Linked DNA regions of Homo sapiens: region 2 is linked to region 1. A link is a loop called in an ENCODE intact Hi-C map of the cell type or tissue named here. Cell type or tissue: heart right ventricle. All regions are shown on one strand.

Region 1 (2,500 bases):
TGCTCCACTATAGCTGCTGCTTTGAAGCTGTCTTGTTAGGAGAACTGTTGACTGTTACCTTTCTACACATCAATTACGCTGACTTCCTGAGAGAGTCTCTTAAACTATTTTACAGCCCACTCCCCTTCCCACTTGAGTTTGCTTAGGCTTACTCTCAAGTCATTTATTACTCTCCTACAACAGGTTTGGCAGCCACTTCCCTGCCTCCCTGCCTTGGGATTGGGCATAGGATGTGGCCCCGTGTTACATCCTTTTCCGCGTAGGAATGTAAACCTGACCTTTTTCACTTCTCCCACCCAGCTTTAACCCAGCTCTGTCTTCCAGAGCCTGGCTACAGGGTAAACCTGTCTTAAGGCCTTTGACAGAGGAAGAAAGGCCCAGGGTGCTCACAGGCCAGTTTGGTCAGAGAATCAAAGTAACATCATGATATGAACTGCCATTGTCCCTGCTTAGATGGCAAGCAAGTGCATACGTACACAGGCACGCACAGACACAGCCTGCCTGGGGTGGAGTCCTACCTCGACACTTGTCTGCTGGGTTGGGAGCCAATGGGTCCCCGAAGTAGCCTGCTTTGCACTGGTCGCAGTAGATGCCGGCTGTGTTGTGGATACACTTCAAACACCTGCCTGTCAGCCGGTCACAATTCCCAGAGGCACTGGGGTCCACATTGTTGTTGCATTGACAGGGCTGACAAGGCCTCACTGGGCCATGTTCACCAAAGGGGTCCCCAAAGTAGCCATCAGCACAGAGCTCACAGCGGGCACCTGGGAAGGAACAAATGACCAAGCCTAGGTCGACATCCATCAGGAGGAAGACCAGACGCAGAGGCCTAAAGTTGCGAGTCACCCTCTAGAAGAGCCAGAGAAATGTGCTTCCCTAGGGACCCCAGAACAAAGCCCTCAGGAGCAGGCATGCAAGGCAGGGCTGGCCCTCTCTCTCCATGCCCACTGCAGGTTGCAGAACACAGTAGCGCCACTAGGAGGCTTAACTAGCTGGCTGGGAAAAAGCAGGCAGCTCCACAGAAGTAGTAAGGTTTTGAGCAATACCCCCAAAACTGCTGCTGAAGAATCCATTCTTCTTTCAGATTGACCAGCAGAAGGATGTGACATTTAAGAAGTCACTAAGTTTTCCCTCGTTATCTTAGTTCATTAAGAAACAAACCATGTGCTTGGTCTGAAAATGTCATCTTCTAATGACAAACCTCTCAAAACAGCTTTAGGTGTTTTCTCCCATAATTGCACTCTGCTCTTGCTTAATCCACTTCACCTCTTGGGCATTGCAATATCTTATCTTTAAGATATTATCTTTAGAGTGAGCACATTTGGGTGAACCCGAAGTCATTATAATTTCCTAGGAATTCCTCGGAATGGAAGCTATTTGCACACATTCATGGCATCAGGACAGGAAGAGGCAGGTGGCAGAGCAGACCCATGGCCTTACCGGTGACCCCGGGAGGGCAGTTATTGCACACCACCTCCTCCGTCTCCGGCATCACTGAGCAGCTGAACCCGTTATGACAGGGACATGGCTTGCAGCTGCGGGGGTCGTGCGGATCGTTGTAGAAACCAATTGGGCAGTCAGCACACTCAATGTCAGGATTCTCATCCCCTGAATAACAATCTCCTGGGGGTAGGAGAAGAGTGGAGGGGCAGAGAAGTGAGCAGGGTCAGACAATACATTTCCTTCAACATGGGTCAGAGTGTAGAATGTCAAAGCCTTCCTTTCTGAAGCCTTCCCCAAAGTGCCTGAGCACTGGCATTCACCCCTCCCATAGAACCAAATCTAAACATGGCCAAGACCCTGAATCTCACCCTCACTCCCCTATGCAAAGTAGACACTCACTTCTTTTACTATCCATAACTTAACACTGTTCCCCATGTTCTCTGTGGCCTGACACCATTTGTCGGCACATTCATTTAGACCCGGACTTGTCTTTGATCTCCCCACACAATTCTTGGAACTCGACACCAACTCTTCTACCCAGCACTGAACCATGACGACCATTTCCTGTAACCTGGCACCTTTCTCACAACTTTGTGGCATTTCCACAGTGAAGAGGATTGAGTGTAATAAGGCACCATGTCCATCTTCCCTGACTCCAGCTCTGCTCTCCTTAATCCTTTCCCACCTCTGATGTGAGTTCAGCCATGGTCTTTCTTACACAGCTCTCTCTCTTCCACATGACACCCCAGCCACCTGGTCCAGGTGTCATTTCACTCACCTGTGTCTGGATCACAGGCCCCTCCCCCTTGACAGTTACAAGGAATACAGGTGCCAAAAGGCCCCAGTCTCGCTGAATCTCTCTTGTAGCCAGAAGCACAATCCTGGCAGAATTGCCCCTTGTACCCAACAGGACATATACACTGTTCAACCCAGGGTGCTGGGGCTCCAGAGACAGGGCGGGCTGAAATCAGGGTCACATTGTCAATGTACCCAGTACCTGCAATCGAGAGAACAGGTTAGAAGTTGCAAGTGGTACAGTCTAAAGATCTCAAGTCAG
Region 2 (2,500 bases), 190 kb after region 1:
AATATCATGCAACTAGTTCAAGTACCCAAAACCTACAAGTCTTCCACTGAAAACAATCCTTTGGGGCCAGGTGCGGTGGCTCACGCCTGTAATCCCAGCACTTTGGGAGGCCAAGGCAGATGGATCACCTGAGGTCAGGAGTTCGAGGCCAGCCTGACCAACATGGCAAAACCCCATCTCTACTAAAAATACAAAAATTAGCCGGGCGTGGTGGTGGGTGCCTGTAATTCCAGCTACTCAGGAGGCTGAGACAGAAGAATTGCTTGAACCCAGGAGGTAGAGGTTGCAGTGAGCCAAGATCGTGCCACTGCACTCCAGCCTGGGCGACAAGAGTGAAACACCATCTAAAAAACAAAACAAAACAAAACAAAAAAAGAAAACAATCCTTTGTTCTTCACAAATAAGCGTAATGTGTTTTTTACAGAGGATCCAGTTAAAAGAATTCATTCAGCTGTGCGCAGTGGCTCACGTCTGTAATCTCAGCACTTTGGGAAGCCGAGGCGGGCGGATCACTTGAGGTCGGAGCCTGGCCAACATGGTGAACTCCCATCTCTACTAAAAATACAAAAATTAGCTGGGTGTGGTGGCACATGCCTGTAATCGCAGCTACTTGGGAGGCTGAGGCAGGAGAATCGCTTGAACCCAGGAGGCAGAGGTAGCAGTGTGCCGAGATCACGCCATTGCACTCCAGCCTGGGTGACAGAGCGAAACTCTTGTCTCAAAAAAAAAAAAAAAAAAAAAAAGACTGGCGTGGTGGCTCACGCCAGTAATCCCAGCACTTTGGGAGGCCAAGGCAGATGGCTCACCTAGTCAGGAGTTTGAGCCCAGCCTGGCTAACATGGCGAAACCCCATCTCTACTAAAAAATCCAAAAATCAGCTGGGCACAGTGGCAAGTGCCTGTAATCCCAGCTACTCGGGAGGCTGAGGCAGAAGAATCACTTGAAGCCGGGAGGCGGAAGTTGCAGTGAGCCAAGATTGCGCCATTGTACTCCAGCCTGGGAGATAGAGCAAGACGCTGTCTTAAAAAAAAAAAAAAAAAAAAGAATTCATTCAAGCACAAAGTGTGAGGGTAGTTTTCCAGGAAACATGGACACTGAAGAATGGTGGTCAGCACTCCCCAGCATTGGGAAAGGTGAGAATCATTTATATAGGAAAAATAGGGGAGTGGAACAGGATTACAACATTTTCTGCATAAGGCTAACATAGAGATACAAGATTTGATTGGTTACTATTATACTCTAAGGGGGTTGCTTAACACTCCATTGTAAAGCAGTAACAATCACAGGGGTCTCTACCTCCAGCTGCATTTAGTCTAGGTTTGAATAAAGAATAGGGTATCTGGTTACAGGTAACATCTCAACACAAAGGTCCCTAAGCAACAGTCACACACCAGAGAAGAAAAACAGCCATGTTATGTGACTCAGTCTCCAGGGCCTAACTTTTCCGCTTGGCATAATAAATTCAGAACGTGTAGAAATTTTCTTTTCACAGGTAGAGCATATTTTTTCTATCAACAGACACTGACAAAATCCAGGACCTCATTCTCAAATTCAATAAATTCCTTAGAAATTTCTAGAAGCATTAACAGCTAAATATCATACAACTAGTACATATGCCCAAAACCTAAAATTCTTCCACTGAAAACAATCCTCAGCTGGGCATGGTGGCTTACACCTGTAACCCCAGCACTTTGGGAGGCCAAGGCAGGAGGATTGCTCGAGGCCAGGAGTTCGGGTCCAGTCTGGACAACACAGAGAGACCCCATCTCTACAAAAAAATTAAATTAGCTAGGCATGGTGGCATATGCCTGTAGTCCTAGCTACTCAGGAGGCTGAGGTGGGAGGTTTGTTTGAGCCCAGGTGTTTGAGGCTGCAATGAAATAGGATCGTGCCACTGCACCCCAACCTGGATGACAGAGCAAGACCCTGTCTAAAACATATATATTTTTTTAATTAAAAAAAAAATCCTCTGTTCTTAAGTGTAAAGCCCTTTTAACAGAAGCAGTCGAAATCCAGAGATCCTAAAGCAGTGGTCTATCAGAGAAACAATGCTTAGTTCCTTAGCACTCTCATTTTACTCCTCAATTTGAGGTCTTTCTAGAATTCACTATCACTTACAGCAGGTCTGACCTAAAATGGCAGAGTGGCAAAAACATAATCTATGTACCACAGCAGGTCTGGATTTCAACCTACGCAACCTCAGAAAAGTCACTAGTCATATTATTCTTCCCCGGGGCTAACAATAGTTCTCAAGACTGAAGAATTCAAAGAGGTAACCAGGAGGCACTTGACAAAAGGTAATTTAGTTTCTTTTGTCACCCAGCTTTCAAGTTCTCCTCAGAATCCATCTGGCACGTCCTCATTGCTCCATGAATGGCAAATAATACCTTCACCATTATCTAACTACTTTTAGATCTTTATTCAAACAACTCAACCTTCCTGGAAACACCCTACACTCATGTCTATTACTTTTCTTCAAGATCCGGGAAGCTTTTCCGGG

What was found. Peaks named below come from ENCODE experiments on the same cell type or tissue, not always from the same donor. Only the 100,000 strongest peaks of a DNase experiment are listed, where the experiment ranks them.
Region 2: it touches region 1 in a loop (1.8-fold over the local background); 36 of 110 quality-filtered maps call a loop at or near these places.

What each region holds. Positions count from the first base shown.
Region 1 is chr1:183,226,638-183,229,137 of GRCh38, reverse strand. It overlaps LAMC2 (laminin subunit gamma 2), which reads right to left. Exons shown (of 23, transcript NM_005562.3): 9 at 2,222-2,440; 10 at 1,441-1,623; 11 at 519-764. Among named protein-coding and RNA genes, the nearest start is that of LAMC2, 42 kb to the right of the region's middle. RefSeq lists a silencer at 412-617. In heart right ventricle, CTCF peaks have their summits at 769 and 973; a DNase peak (open chromatin) is centred at 957.
Region 2 is chr1:183,034,640-183,037,139 of GRCh38, reverse strand. All of the region lies in intron 1 of LAMC1 (laminin subunit gamma 1), which reads right to left. Among named protein-coding and RNA genes, the nearest start is that of LAMC1, 12 kb to the right of the region's middle. In heart right ventricle, no CTCF peak of the experiment used is centred here; a DNase peak (open chromatin) is centred at 958; H3K27ac peaks cover 671 bases.